Linked DNA regions of Homo sapiens: region 1 is linked to region 2. The links are chromatin loops, found by intact Hi-C in ENCODE. Cell type or tissue: ascending aorta. All regions are shown on one strand.

The links. Peaks named below come from ENCODE experiments on the same cell type or tissue, not always from the same donor. Only the 100,000 strongest peaks of a DNase experiment are listed, where the experiment ranks them.
Region 1: a loop joins it to region 2, with 5 times the contacts of the local background. A loop is called at or near these places in 2 of 110 quality-filtered maps.

Annotation. Positions count from the first base shown.
Region 1 is chrX:130,162,804-130,170,803 of GRCh38, forward strand. It overlaps AIFM1 (apoptosis inducing factor mitochondria associated 1), which reads right to left and starts at 3,038. Exons shown (of 16, transcript NM_004208.4): 1 at 2,748-3,038. The coding sequence starts at 2,853. It also overlaps a transcript of RAB33A not described here. RefSeq lists enhancers at 2,687-3,026, 7,883-7,932. In ascending aorta, no CTCF peak of the experiment used is centred here; DNase peaks (open chromatin) are centred at 3,038 and 3,398; H3K4me3 peaks cover 2,448 bases; H3K27ac peaks cover 2,161 bases.
Region 2 is chrX:129,839,588-129,847,587 of GRCh38, forward strand. ZDHHC9 (zDHHC palmitoyltransferase 9) reads right to left here and starts at 4,299. Exons shown (of 11, transcript NM_016032.4): 1 at 4,109-4,299; 2 at 3,672-3,739; 3 at 2,192-2,493. The coding sequence starts at 2,358. In ascending aorta, no CTCF peak of the experiment used is centred here; DNase peaks (open chromatin) are centred at 3,115, 3,804 and 4,374; H3K4me3 peaks cover 1,858 bases; H3K27ac peaks cover 1,215 bases.

The DNA.
Region 1 (8,000 bases), 320 kb after region 2:
ACCAAACAAAATATTATAGAACAGAAAATGTCTATTATCTAACCTATCTGCTCCTCTGTGTCTGAATGCAGACATAGAGTGATGACTATGAGTTACCTTCAATCATCTCTGGAAGGAGGCAGAGCATCCAAATAAATAAAGTAAATAAACAAATAGTAGCTATCATGGTTTTAAGGCAGAATGCAACATATAATGGAAATGAACCTGACAATGGTGACAGATGTCAACGAGATAGTTGCAAGGCAGGTTTAAAGTTTAAAGGTTTGGGAGGCTGAAGCAGGTGGATCACAAGGTCAGGAGTTTGAGACCAGCCTGGCCAGCATGGTGAAACCCCGTCTCTACTAAAAATACAAAAAATTAGCCCGGCGTGGTGGTGCATGCCTGTAGTCCCAGCTACTTGGGAGGCTGACGCAGGAGAATTGCTTGAACCCAGCAGGCAGAGGTTGCAGTGAGCCAAGATCGTGCCACTGCACTCTGGGAAACTGAGCGAGACTCCGCCTCAAAAAAAAAAAAAAAAAAAAGTTTAAAGGTAAGGTGGAGGGAGAAATGGTGTATAAACGAACCTTGCTCTTTCCCACCTGTGCAAAAACACACGGTAGATGCTACTACATGAAAAAGAAATCAGATTAAAAGCAGTTAGGAATCAAGCCACAAAACAGAGTTAATTCCTAAAATGAGAGTATCAGAACTTCTTTTTGAAAATTTAACACTACCCTCACCCATTTTTAAAGGCAGATGATGTCATACTTTGGTGCACGGCCAAAGGACAAAGAACAAGTGTATGCAAAGAGATGGATGGATATGTCAGGAAGTCCGAATATATTCTACAGTAGACTGCCTTCAAACAAAGACATGCAGTGGAAAAAACCATTTGAGTCTGTATTTTTCAGTAGTTCTAACAACACCAACCACTTTCCAATGTCTAATAAATCAACTTAACTTTGCAAATGCATATTTAATTGATGAGAACTTTTGGTCAGACTTTAGAATGCTGGTAAAAGTTGTGAGACTTAAGCAAAACAACTACTCAAAGTTTGAAAGGCCAGTGTGGATGAAAAAATTCAGGTTATCGCCGGGCGCGGTGGCTCACGCCTGTAATCCCAGCGCTTTGGGAGGCCGAGGTGGGCGGATCACGAGGTCAGGAGATCGAGACCATCCTGGTTAACATGGTGAAACCTTGTCTCTACTAAAAATACAAAAAAAAAAAAAAAAAAATTAGCCGGGCGTGGTGGCGGGTGCCTGTAGTCCCAGCTACTCTGGAGGCTGAGGCAGAAGAATGGCGTGAATCCGGGAGGCGGAGATTGCAGTGAGCCGAGATCGCGCCACTGCACTCCAGCCTGGGCGACAAAGCGAGACTCCGTCTCAAAAAAAAAAAAAAAAAAAATTCAGGTTATCTCAATTTCTGTGCAACAAGCACAGAGCACCATCATTTCAATACACAAAACCCTCAAAGATGACATCCATTGATAAGGCATTAGTTTAAAAGCTAAGCAGAGGTTTTAAGTTCCAAGAGCAGTATGTCCCAGGACATAACTCAAATACACCTATCAGGAAACATTTTCATTGTGCATAGCAACTGGAAAAACTGTTCAAATGCACATTTGCAAAGACCCTAACAACCCAAGGAAAATATTTTCCACTTTTTATTTTTAAAGCACCCAGGTGTTTCTGTATTGTAAAAGCCTCAAGGATAACTTCTGACATTGCAAATGCCCTAGGGGTGGACATTGAAGGATTACTGATTTTTTTTTCAAAGCAACTCCTACAGGTGGATCATTCATTGCCCCCATGAAGTAACGCAGTACGAAAAGAAGCAGGCTCAAGCCATGCTCAGATAAATTCACGGATATCTGATGTACAATGGGCTAATTACTGGGAAGAGACCCGAATTCATTCTTAACTTTTTGAGGTCAACTTTAGGAAGCAGTATGGAGTTGCAGCGAAGGGATTAAGGACCTGGAGGCTAGCAAACTATCCTTAGCTCTACCTATTAATTAACTATGTGACCTTTGGCAAGTAATTTCACCTCTCTGTGCCTCAGTTTATTATCTATAAAATGAGTGGGTTGACCTTTACCACAAAATCCCTTCCAGCTCTAAAATTTGATGAAACAACTTAATGGAGAACAAAATACAATGCGTTCTGCAAACTGTTTCTTTGAAGCCTTAAAGACCACCAAGAAGTACACGGCTCAGGCATCTCCAATTAAGTCTGGGCCAATTCTCTGGGTGTCTGGTACACAACCAACCGACTCCTTACTTGCCCTGCACCGTTTCTGTTTCACTGGGCATTCAAATCCATGGATCTCATCTGTGGTTTGGAAGGCTGAGCAGATAACACCCTCATTTACACAAGAAACTTAGGCGTAGGGCTTAAACGTCCTGTTTAAAGTCTCAATCGGTAAATGACAAAGTCTACTTGACCTCATTGCTCTAAAAAGGGGGGTGGGGGGTGGGGATGCCGGGGAGGCGCCGACAGCCAGTTGTTCTGGGATCCCTGAACAGCAAACGCTCCCGGGAAAAGGCCTCAAGCCGACTACTGGGTTCAAATCTCTTGAAGGTCAGGTCGGCATGGCTGAGCCAATTCCTCCGCTTGCAAGACTCAGGGTTCGGAGTCTGCCAATTTGGAATTCACGTGACTATGTGTTAAGTTTCTCGCGGGGACGCGGGGGTAGAGGGCTGCAAGGCACAGGGAGCCTAAGGCGCCAGGCCCTCGGACTTGGAGGTTGCCTGGAATGGGTCAGTCACCTGGGAGCCGGTTCCTCTGCCTCGGGCTTCGGACGCACACGGTCCGCACCAAGGGCACCAGCTTCTGCTTCAAAGCACCCGCCGCCAGGCCTCCACACCGGAACATTTCGGCGACCGCTATTCGGGACCTCCTCCTTCCCTTTCCTCTCACGCACGACCGACGGGTCAAACACCGTGAGCCCCGGCCAGCTCCCCCAGTCTCTTCACACGCACATTACGCAGACTCCTCCTCCCAGCTCCGGGTGGGCATTGGACAGAGAAGCCGGCCTGCTAGAGCCGGGGAAGGGGAACGGCGACCGGAGGCCTACTGCGCAGGCGTAGCACTCGCTGCCGCATTGCGATTGGTCCGCACGGCGAGAGGATTTGCGCATGCACTAGCTGGCCGCAAGCTCGCAAAGACGCTGGCTCTAGGTAGCCGGTTTTCGCGAGTTTGTGGCACAGTGTTGGACTGAACGAGTTAAGGAACCTGTTCAAGGAGGGACTCGTGGGGCCGCTTTGATTGGCGGTTGTGCCTGGTGCTGCCGCTGTGTTGGTGACGAGAACTGATAACAGCATCTCACAACAGCGTAGCCCCGGCATCGCACTTTGTTTTTTGGTTTTAGGACACCAGTTACTTGATACCGAAGCCTTCCTGATTCTTTTGCAGTGATCCAGATCCAGTTTTTCCATGAGTCCGAGGCGCGGAACCTGGCTTCCCAGATCCGGCGTGTACTTCCATCTTTTACCAGTTGCCGGCTCTTTCCCACCCAACCCGTTTCCTGGACAAGTAATTCTGCGCTCTTCTTCCCGCCTGTCACCTTTATTTATTAGTTCAGTTGTGTGTCCTAGATGCTGTATACCAGGTGCTACAGATACACACAGTCTCCTGCTGTGGTTTCTGTGCTTGGGAGCAGGATGTTAGCAAAAAGCGTTCGTGCTTCTCGGACTTTCTGGGAAGAGAAGTCTGCTAAGCAGAACTTTCAGTTATGGGAGTAGGGTGAGGGGCTGAGTGTAAATAAGTGTTTTGACTCTGCCAGATATAAGCTAAATTGGAAATAATGTTTTGGCTGCATGCAGAACATACAATGTGCCTGTTTCAAAGATTCAGCTTACATATTCATTTAACAAGTATTTATTGAGCACTTACCTCTTGGATTGTACTATAAAAGGGGCTCTGTTGGGTATGAAAAGTACGGATGGTCCCCGACTTACCCCTCACAATGGTTCGACTTACAATTTTTCGACTTTATGATGGGTTTAATGAGACCTAACCCCATGTCAGTCGAGGAGCATCTGGACTTAAGCATGGTTCAACTTACGGTTTTTTGACTTTATGATGGGTTTATCAGGGTATTAAATGCAGTTTCGACTTAACGATATTTTCAGTTTACAATGGGTTTATTTGGACATAGCATCTATATAGGAAGTGGCCACTGTCTAGTTGGGGAGATGACATATACCGGTCATTGAAATAATATCTGGTGTAGTGCCGGACAGAGCAAGAGAGAAGACTATGGGATGGAATCACTATGGTAGAACTTCGTGTAAGAAGTTATTTGAGTTGTGTCTTGAAGGATGAGTAGTAAAATTCAAACAGTAGAGGAAAAGGATTGATATTTCAGATGGTGAATACTTTCGGACCAAAGATAACATTTTTCATTGTTAAACATGTTGACCTTGGATCCAGACCAACCCACATTGAATCCTGGCTCTGCCACCTGGGCAAGTCACTTAATTGTGCCTCATTTTCCTCATCTACAAATCTCAGGAGGGTGTTCGGAAGACTAAATGAGCTAATATTTGTAAAGTGTCTTAGAGGAAGCACCATGCTGTTTGTTAAATGAAAAGGCTTGGAACTGTTTTAAAAAACCAAAACCCAGCACATTTTCGGGGGACAATGATAGAGAGTACATACTAAGAAGTATTGATGTGGTCAGGCTCCGTGGCTCATGCCTGTAATCCCAGCACTTTGGGAGGCCTAGGCGGGTGAATCACTTTAGGTCAGGAGTTTAAGACCAGTCTGGCCAACATGGTGAAACCCCGTCTCTACAAAAAATCCAAAAATTAGCCGGGCGCCATGGCATGCGCCTGTAATCCCAGCTACTAGGGAGACTGAGGCAGGAGACTCGCTTGAACCTGCCAGGTGGAGGCTGCAGTGAGCCAAGATTGTGCCACTGCACTCCAGCCTGGATGATGGAGCAAGACTCTGTCTCCAAAAAGAAAAAAATAAAGAAGTAGTGATAAAGACAGGCAAGTATGGTGGGGGGCCAGATTTGAACTGGCAAGAGTTGGGCCCTAACTTTGGAGGTAATGAAGTTACTTTTTTTTTTTTTTTGGTGGAATGGGGATAGAGAATGAAATTACAGGGCCGGGTGCAGTGGCTCATGCCTGTAATGCCAGTACTTTGGGAGGACGAGTGGGAAGATTGCTTGAGGCCAGGAGTTCCAGACCAGCCTGAGCACATAATGAGACATCATCTCTACCATTTTTTTTTTAAATTAGCCAGGCGTGGTGGTATGTGCCTGTGGTTCCAGCTACTCAGGAGGCTGAGATGGGAGGATCACTTGAGCCTAGGAGATCGAGACTGCAGTGAGCAGTGATTGCTCCCGTGCACTCCAGCCTGGATGACAGAGCGAGACCCTATTTCAAAAAAGAAAAAGAAAGAAATTACAAAGATACTCTTTTTTTTTTTTTTTTTTTCTTGAGACGGAGTCTCCCTTTGTCACCCAGGCTGGAGTGCAGTGGCAGTATCTCGGCTCACTGCAACTTCTGCCTCCCAGGTTCAAGCAATTCTCCTGCCTCAGCCTCCCGAGTAGCTGGGATTACAGGCAGATGCCACCGCGCCCTGCTAATTTTTCTATTTTTAGTAGAGACGGGGTTCCACAATGTTGTCCAGGCTGGTCTTGAACTCCTGATCTCAGGTGATCGCCCGCCTCGGCCTCCCAAAGTGCTTGGATTACAGGCATGAGCCACCTCGCCCGGCCTACAAAGACACCCTTCTGTGAAGTTTAACCCAGGAAGTAGTTTTGTTTTTTGGTTTTCTTTAAGAGACAGTCTCATTACGTTGCCCAGGCTGGTCTTGAACTCCTGGGCTCAAGCAATCCTGCTGCCTCAGCCTCTCAAAGTGTTGGGATTACACGTGTGAGCCACTGTGCCAGGCCTAGGAAGTAGTCATTATGTGGTGAAGATGATCCAGGGCTCCCTTACCCATTAAGCAGAGTAGATCAGTGTTCAGAAGTGCAGGCAATGGGTGACATTTTATCTAGAGCTCCTTTGGATAAATATTGAAAATATGGTCAGGCTCTGTGGCTCATGCCTGTAATCCCAGCACTTTGGGAGGCCGAGGAGGGTGGATCACTTTAGGCCAGGGGATAAATATTGAAAGTATCAATTCCAGGCCGGGCACGGTGGCTCATGCCTGTAATCTCAGCACTTTGGGAGGCCAAGGCGGGCGGATCACGAGGTCCGGAGATCGAGACCAGCCTGGCTAACACAGTGAAACCCCGTCTCTACTAAAAATACAAAAAAATTAGCCAGGCGTGGTGGCGGGCGCCTGTAGTCCCAGCTACTTGGGAGGCTGAGGCAGGAGAATGGCGTGAACCTGGGAGGCGGAGCTTGCAGTGAGCCGAGATTGTGTCACTGCACTCCAGCCCGGGTGACAGAGCGAGACTCCATCTCAAAAAAAAAAAAAAAAAGTATCAATTCCAAAGTAAGGTAAAAATTATTTATATTTACTTAACATTTTAACAGCCTTGCATTGATTTTTATTGATATTTGTAAAAACCAATAATCATGGATTGATTAAATACAAAGTTAATTATATCTGATGGCAAAAGAGACTGGAAAACACTGTCAAAATCATGATAATCAGGTACCTATGAAAACAACTGCATGTATTTGAAAGTAATTTAATAATGCACAATTAACACAAAGGGCATTGTACAGTACATTTAATTTTTTTACAATAGGTACAATAAGGTAGTTTTCCTGTCCTTTTAATTAAAAATTATATTTTTATCTTTTTTCAAAAGCAATATATACTCATTGAATTAATTCCAAAAAATATAAGTGGAAATCCCCCAAAGTCTCACCCCACAGAAGTAACAGACACCTTTTATTAGGGCAAGAAGCCCATTTTGAGATATCATATTTTCAGAAATCAAAGTTTCTTCCTTACAAAAGTAGACTCAGTGACAAGTTTTTGCTAGAAGCTTACATTGAAATAATCTTATTATGTACATATGTTTTTTTAATATCTCTCAGGAAGTTAGCATTAATTCTAGCTGTGAATTGGCAAAGGGCAAAGCCCCTTTCTACTTTGTGTACAGGATGTACCTAATTAATAGTTACCCCTCTCCACCTTAAAGCTATTCTGTAGATAAAGATCATCAGGGGCATTAACTTCCAATACAGAGGGGAACGATCCAGCAAACTAGGCATCAGACTAATCAAAACCAAAAATACTGTACAATGATGATTGATACATAATACAATGAAAATTGGTATTCATAAGGATGATTTTGGATTAGCCAACTAAGAGGAAATCCTTATCTGGGTAGTTTTAATGCTGAGTAGTATAATGTAGGGTTTTAGAAATGGGCGACCCACATATATGATAAAAGGGTTAGCTGTAAATATATCTGCTAGCTCAGCTAATAAACTTATTAACTGGAAGATGCCATTCTGAGTAACTTGGACGTCCTTGAGTAGTCACATTCCAATTTGCTTTCAGGTATATCACTGATGCACTGAATTGTTTTTCTCTCAGCAGAAATGGATTTGGTCATGTTTGTCTCTTCCTGCAGCTCAACCTCCCAAATAAGATGGCAGCTCAACTGTGCTGTTTGAATCCCTGACCTTGATGGCATTAGCAATAACTCACGAGTCAGTGCTAGTGACATGTGTCAGTGTTACCTTAGCTTATGAAATATGTAGGGGGAGAGGTAAAGTCTTAAAAGAAACAAATGGGTGCACTTTATCGTATGTAAATTGTACCCCCAGTAAAGTCGATTTCAAACAAATTCTGAACCCGCGAATGACTTTAGGGAGAAGGAATACTGGTCTTGACCAAGATGTGTGTGATGATTAGTAAGCTTTGGGCAGCAGCCCCCTAATACTGTAAGGAGGTTGTGTTCATTTATCATCTTCCAAGCATAATCTAGGCTTCTGGCAAATTAGACCCAACCACTTTGTTCTACATTCAGCTGCAGGGGGAGGTGAACCCTCCTAGGGATTCCCAACTCCCTCTGAAACTCCAGCGTTCTGGAGGGACTT
Region 2 (8,000 bases):
TGCCAAAGAAAAAGGCCGACCAGAAGGAGATTTCATTCCTCAGAGGCATGCTGGTGTACCTTGTACAACCTGTCACTGGCTAGGCACAAGGCAGCCACCACCTAAAGTGTCTATGTGTCTGTATATGACAGACACACACACACATACACAAGCACGCACATCCACACATGTACAAAGTATTCATCACCAGGGTCCTCTCCTCTGTGGTCACATTTCCACCTCCCCCCTCCACTCCTCTGCTAACACATTTACTTCCTTCTCCCCTCTTCTTCCCACTACTCCCTCCTCCAGCCCTATCTTCAAAAATATTTAGTCTTTCACACAGACAGCTGGTACTCAAGTAAGTTTTACAAATAACCTCACCCTTCAAAATGCAAGAAATAACCTGGGGCGGGGGGAAGTCATCATGGTAGAAAACTCAACCTGCCTCTGTCAAATGGTAACTTGGCTAATTAGAAGCTTCATCCCACCAGCGGTTTTCTTCAGAGGCCTGCAGGGGCCTCAGTGGAACAGATTCCAGTCAGATTCTTCTGCTGGCTCCCAGATACAAAAGGGGACAAATGGCAATACCTCCAAATTTCAAGTACCCCTGGCCAGTCAAACCAGAGGTTTCCTGGGCCCAGAACTACCAACTAACTCAAAGCCTGGGAACAAGGCTCATCTCTGTTTGGAATAGTTGTAATAAAAATTTAACCTGGAGGTGGGGGTGGGGACAAAAAGAGAAAAAGAGAGGAAGAATGATAAAGAACAGATGTCAGCTTTGCACTTCCAAGAAGAAGCAGGACAGGAATGAGGCAAGGAATACTTGGAGAGAAGGGTGAGGAGAAGGAAAAACAATTTTTAATGCTAGGGGCTTATGCCTGCCTGACTACACATGCTCACTGGTACCACACACAAGCACGTGCGTGCACATATGCACACACACACACTCATTCAGGAAACTCAAACTGGAAAGCAAATAAGAAGCCTTCAGCAACCTGCCTGACTTCACTAAACACTTCACAAAGTCAGCAGTAGCGGCGGCAGCAGCAAAAGGACCTTTAACAAAGAGTTCCTCTGACCTTACTTTCCCAGCCCCGTTATAAACTGGATCTCCCTCCCCCTGCTGTTACTCAAGCCAGCTGCAACCACCCAAAAGTCTGGCAAAGCAGCCCAAAAATCACTCTGGGTGCACTGGGAAAGCCTGAAGCCCTCACAGAAGGACAAAAATGAGCCCCAAGGGACCAGAGCTCATTTTACTTCCCCACTAGGCTGGCCAAGGTGCCCCCTCCTACCTCCCATGGACACACCCCAGCATAAGCCCTCCATTTCCAGGTCACCCATGTACATACACCATAGCACGCTCACCTCAGGTGTGGCTTACAGTCCACACACACACCTCTTGGCTCTCAAAGGCCTCCTCACAGTAATCCCAAAACAATTAGCAATGCTCCCATCCCTAGAGTGTAGAGCATTCTCAGCACACCCAGGAGACACGCCACAGTGCCCTAGAATCCAGCCGGCCACCTCCCCTAGAGACGAGACCTACACAGACTTCAAACAGTGGCTCGAGTACGAGGTATTACACCACAGAAAAAAAATCACTCCAAGGCTGGTACCAGACATACACAGAATATAGAGCTGTTTACGTTGAGTGATTTTGAGGGAAAGAGCAACTCACTTCTAATAAGCACGTATGTGCCACGCACACAACTAGTATGTGGTCCAGCTGAGGCTGGAACTAATCTGTAGGTTCCCAACTCAGTTGGCTTTTCACTGTACCAGCTAGCTGAGAGCTGAGCCTTAAGGAAACAGGACCCAGAATAACAAAATAGGTGAGGATTGCTGAGTAATGTAACAATGAGGGGTGCCCTCAGGTTTGTGTGCAGGGGAGGCCATCTGTCATTTAGCTTCTAAGGAGACCACTAAAAGGGAGAGGTGAGTAATTAAGACAAACTTTCTTATTTCCCAAGTCTATCAAGGACAGCCCCAAATCAGTACTACAAAATTGGTATCAAAGGTATTGGTCTTTTTAGGAAGTACATACTCTGTGATGACCACGAAGCAATGAATTCAGCTGGCATCTCTACAGACATCGCTCAAGAGGACGTTAAAGTCATCCAAGGACCAGCCCCAAACTCCCCAGAAAGCAGGTTCTTCCCCTGGACCCAAAGTAACCATAATCAGGTAACTCTACTCAACCGAAACTCACTCAAAGGCGAAGAAGAGTGTACATGTCCCCAGGATGAGGAAAAGGGTCAGGTAGAAAATGCCCTTTTGCCGGGCCATCATGACGCGGCCATCACAGCAAAAGGTGTTCCTGCCTGGGAGTTTCTCCCATTTCCGTGTCACCTTCTTTCTCACCACCATCACAGACATGATTGGAATTCCTGCTCCAAAATGGGTTTTGCGATTACACGAGAGAAGAAACAGAGGCTGAGCCCAGCTTTGAAATCACGTTGCCTGCTATTCCTGCCGCTGGGTCAAACATCATCAAAAGTCCAATTGCTAGCCCTAAGAAAAAGCAGAAAAAGAAAAAAAAATGAGGCAATAATAAGAAAATACAGTTCAACCCTCCTTTCCCAGAGACAGAAAGTTGAAAACTGACTGAAGGGGTGGGGACGGGGAAGTGGGAAAAGTTTATTTCCAATTCGTGTTTGTTCTCTAAAAGAAGGTATGATAAAAGGTTCTCAAAAAAGGAAAGGGGCTAGTATTTCTTCTTAAATAAGCCTCTATGCTTCCAATCTAATGCTGATGATCTGATCATCACAGAACCTTGGAACTAGAGAGGATTTTATAGGTGATCGTGCCAATTATTAATACTTTGTTTTGTAAATGAGTAAACTGAGGACCAGAGAGAGGAAATAACTTATCCAGGACCACACAGCAGCAATGCTGATACTGCTAACTTCCAGTCAAGGGCATGTTCCACTATGCCACAGTGTTCTTTCAACATCATTAAAAGGACTCTAAAAATAATAGTAGAGTTTCTGTCCTTATAAAACCTCCCTCCCTTCCTCCACTTCACCTTCTTTCTTCAATTAGCCACTCGAATATGAATCACAGCAGGGAACAAGTCACCCTCTGGCAGGGCCAGGAGGTTCTGGACGCTCTGTGCACATACGTGCATTGTATTTACACAAAACAGATTTCCCCTCATCAAACCCTCTGCAACTTCCTGAGTCCGGGAAATGAAACAATCTGGCTGGTCTAGCCTAACATTTGTGAGAATCTTAATGAAACCACATCAGAGACCTGTAGGTGAAAGGCTGACTTAAGCAGGAGAGATTCTGGAATGGTTGGTGACTGCTGATGGCTGGTTGGGGGGTGGGGAATGGCAGCAGCTAAGAAAAGTCACAAGGGCGCTTTCTGGGACATGTCCTAAGTACCATCTCTACTCAGCATCCTGAATTCCCAGGCCCAGAGTTTCTCAGCCTCTGCTACCCTTCTCCTCCGCTCAGGTGTGGTGTTGTGGCCTCTATTTACCGACACCACATGCCCCACGCTGGCAGGACTGAGGCGGAAGCCTGCAGCCCGACGGACGGAGGGAGAAACAGCCAACTCGCGGGCTGGAGAGGGCAAAGGTCCAAAAACAGCCTAGGAGCGGAGCAGGGAAACGAGAAGGTAGAAGGTTCGGGGAAGGGGAGGGGGGCCCAGAGGTGCAGAGAACCCGTCCTTTGTGTAAAACTAACCTGGAAGACAATCTCCTCCCGATAAACCGGCCCAGCGGGAGAAGGGAGACCAGGAAGGGGGAGCCGGCCTGGAAGAACAAAGATCAAAATCCGTCGGGAAGCAGCGACCGGCTCCCCAGCGGGGGGCCGGAGGCCGGAGGCCGGAGTCCGGGGCCGAGCCGCGGGCGCGGCCTCTCGAGGCCCGCCCTGACTCCGCCACGCCGCGGACCACCGCCCCAGGCAGGTTGGGACGCGCGCCACATCCACACGCACACGCAGCCACACGCTCGTACACACTCACACACGCCCCGCCACGTGTAGTCACCCCGGGCCAGGGGCTCGGCGGCTGCCGAGTTGAGAAGGGCGGTGCCGACGTCCCCGCCTCCAGGCGCCGCGGAAGGGGAGGCAGCCCACCCTGCAGCCGAGCCCAGGAGACCCCCGCCCCCACCCCTCGTTACCTGAACCACGGAGACCCAACTCGGCCGGCAGCTGACGGCAGGAAACGGACCGTCCCAGGGAATCACGTCGGCAGCCAAAGGTGGCAGCGACTTGTCCTCCCCGGGCCGGGAGGCTGTCTCCTCCTGACAAGGGGCCCCAGTGGTCGGGGCCCTAAACCAGCTGTGGCAACCGCCCACCACTGGCCAAATGGAACGCTCCTCACGTCACCAGGTCGCTCCAGTAGTTGCTCGCCCTCTATTGGCCGATCGGCCTCGGCGCCTCCGCCCCGGCCGCCCCTATCCCGAACTGCCATTGGTTTTGCCTAACGCCACTCGACGATGCCTCCGCCCACTCCTCCACCCATCTCCCTGCTGCATGCCCACCTGCCAAGCCACTGCCAGCCTCTCTTTGGGGTCTGAGCGCCAGTATGTGAAGTGTTGCCTTCTATTAATATAGTTACGCAGAGACGGAGGTTAAGGGTAGTGCCGATGGGACAGCAAAGGGTGGAACCAGCCTACACACACGCGCGCGCGCGCGCACACACACACACGCGCGCGCACACACACACACAGTGAGATGCTGAAGCAACACTAGCTCACAGATCCGGGTGCTCACCCCAAACTAGGTCTGCCATGGGCCTCTCCAGCCCTGCTTGCATTTTAAAATCAACCGCAACTTGAGATTTTACTCTTTATCGGCATAAAAACAAGTCATCTGCCTCCCAAGTCTCATTCAGTAGCCAGGGACCCCATATCTGTCCCAGTCACCCTAGCCTGCATCTCTAAGTCTTTCAAATCAAAACACACAAACAAGCATAAAAAGCATGTTGTAAAGGATAAATGTCCCCAAGAACGTATTATCATTTTGCAGCACCTAAAACAACTAATTGACATTAATGGAGTTAAAGAAACTCCACTGAGGACATAAATTCTTCCAGGTAGGTAATGAAGTAAAGATTGCCAAAAAGGTTGTAAATTTTTATTCGGTTTGGAAAGCTTATGATGATTAAGGGGAGAATCCAAGGCAGAATTCCCACCCACCAACCAGATTGATTTTTTCCTTCTGCCACCCAGCTCTGCATTACTGCCACCATGAGCCACTGCTACTGATCCGAGTGAGTTGCATGCATTAAAAGTTTGAGATTGGGCTGGGCGCGGTGGCTCACGCCTGTAATCCCAGCACTTTGGGAGGCCGAGGCAGGTGGATCACCTGAGGTCAGGAGTTCAAGACCAGCCTGGCCAACATGGCAAAACCCGTCTCTACTAGAAAGACAAAAGTTAGCGGGGAGCGGTGGGACTCGCCTGTAGTCCCAGCTACCAGGGAGGCTGAGGCAGGAGGATCACTTGAACCCAGGAGGTGAAGGTTGCAGTGAGCCAAGATCATGCCACTGCACTCCAGCCTGGGCGACAGAGAGAGACCCTGTCTTAAAAAAAAAAAAAAAAAAGTTTGAGATTGAAGGGGGGAAACAATTGAGAACCACAGTATTATACTATAGGGTGACTTTAAAAGACACTAGGTCTGTTTTCACCAGTATGGCTCCTGCCTTCCAAATATAAGAGGAAATATGAGAAAAGGTTGAAGGTGGCATCTCCTTTCCAAGTGTAAGAGGAGATAAGAGAAAAGGTTGAAGATTGGAGGAGAATGCCTACATTACCAGCCTAGGTTTTCCTAAGCGTGATAAAAATTTCAAAGTTTTAGAGATTTGGTATTTGGAATTAGTACAGAAGAGACTGCCAAAGCTCTTCCTAAGGCAGTTGTATGTTAGTTGAAGGACCACATACATGGTCAAGAACTATTTTTCCTTTACAGTATATGTGTCCCACACAATATGAAACAAAAAGCTACATAATAATTACATTTGACACTTTCATGGCACCCTTCAAAATTCTTAAAGGATTTAAAAAACACTAGGTAATTCTGAGATGTGTTGTAATTAACTTGCAAAGGAAGGTTTGTCTTTATAAAGCTTCCATTGTTCCTTAGCACTCATGCTGATTATGATCAACAGTTTATTCCTCATGAAGTGTACGATCAGTATCATTGCCTCCAATTCTCCCGCTTTGAATTCTGGAGGGTGCTGGTATTGCACACACTTGGTATGGGAGGGAGAAGAACTTCCCTAAACCTCATCAGCCCTGTGGATTTCCAAGCCTATGTATATCAGATGCCCTTAGGAATAGTATGGTCACCCCAGCTGCCATCCTTCTGACTATGGAGCAGTGAAAAATAAGCCTCTGTAGCACTCAAACATATTTTGTCCATAGCTCAGGTGCAGGTGAAGCCTGAGGAGTCCTGGAATCGATGTGTCATGGTGACACATTCCTGAGCTCTGTCCCTCCCTGCTCTGGGTCACATTCCCTCTCGGACTAAGTGGCTATGTGAGTCAGGCTTGTTTTATTACAATCTGTTATTATTTATTCTCAACACTCAAAGAAAAATAAGGAAAATTTATGTGGACAAACATCCCATAGTACTTCCTCCTATGTAGTTACATCATTTTATATAATCCTTAAAGTCTTAATACACACACACAACTAAATTGTGACTATAAACTGAGACTGTTTTTTCCTATTCTTTTCTCTTCTCTTTTCAACAGACTTCCCACTTTTTACATCCAAGTCAGTGTTGGCTCTTTTGAAAAGAGGTTATAGGCCGGGCACAGTGGCTCACGTCTGTAATCCCAGCACTATGGGAGGCCAAGGCAGGCAGATCACTTGAGGACAGGAGTTTGAGACCAGCCTGGCCAACATGGTGAAACCCTATCTCTAGCCAGGCATGGTGGCAGGTGCCTGTAATCCCAGCTACTCAGGAGGCTGAGCATGAGAATCACTTGAATCTGGGAGGCGGAGGTTGCAATGAGCCCAGATCGCTCCACTGCACTCCAGCCTGGACGACAGAGCGAGATTCCATCTAAGAGAGAGAGAGAGAGAGAGAGAGGGAGAGAAAGAAAGAAAGAAAGAAAGAGAGAGAAGAAAAGGGGTTATAGTCATGTGATGAGCACTAGAAACACCACAAAAATCAAGGTATAGCCTTCCAGTTTATAAGACAGCTCCTTGTGTTATCATGTATGTTCTGGAGTATTTGTTTAAAAATACCTGTCTCCACATTTATTCTTCATGTGTGTGTGTTTGTGTGTGTGTGTGTGTGTGTGTAGGCGTGTGTAGGTGTAGGTGTAATGTGCTGTTTGATCCTGAGTGCCACCACTGGGTTGAAGCTTTCCTGTTAGTGTTGCTTCAAAGACTCTTCTGTAACCACCCGGAGACCCATTCAGTACTACATCCAGGAGCAGACATAAAGCATCAGCCCCCATCCTGCTTTTGAGCTCATGATAGCTCCTTTATTCTCTATTTTCTGTAGCCTCAAACTTGTCATGTCACTTTGCCCTCCTCCCCACACACACAGCCCTTTCCACCCCACCTCTCTGACTTGCACATCTCTTTCTGCTTTCTGGCTATAAATGCATGTGTGTGTAGAACGAATTGATGAACAAAAGAATGAACCACGGAATGCCCTACCCACGCATGATGAGCTAGTATTCTTAAGCAACATCTGTTTCTCTGAGGCCTGGGCTGCTATCACTGACATAGAAGATCCAGGATGGTAGGTAGCTCAGAAAGCACATAAGCCTTATGGCCAGACAGGCCTCGGTTCAAATCCTGGCTCTGCTACGTAATAGCTTGTATAACCTGTGGCAAGTAATTTATCCTTTCTGAGACTATTTCTTCATCTGTAAAATAAAGCTAATACCTATATCATGGAGTTATAAAGGGAATTGTGTGCTAACTGTCTGGCATGGAAGAGAGACACAGTCAATGCTGTATGTTATAATGACATCTCCATTACTGCCCCCTCCCATCTCCCTCCCTTAGCCATCCTGCTGACTGGGGTAGAGAGGTAGAAAAAATGAGACCC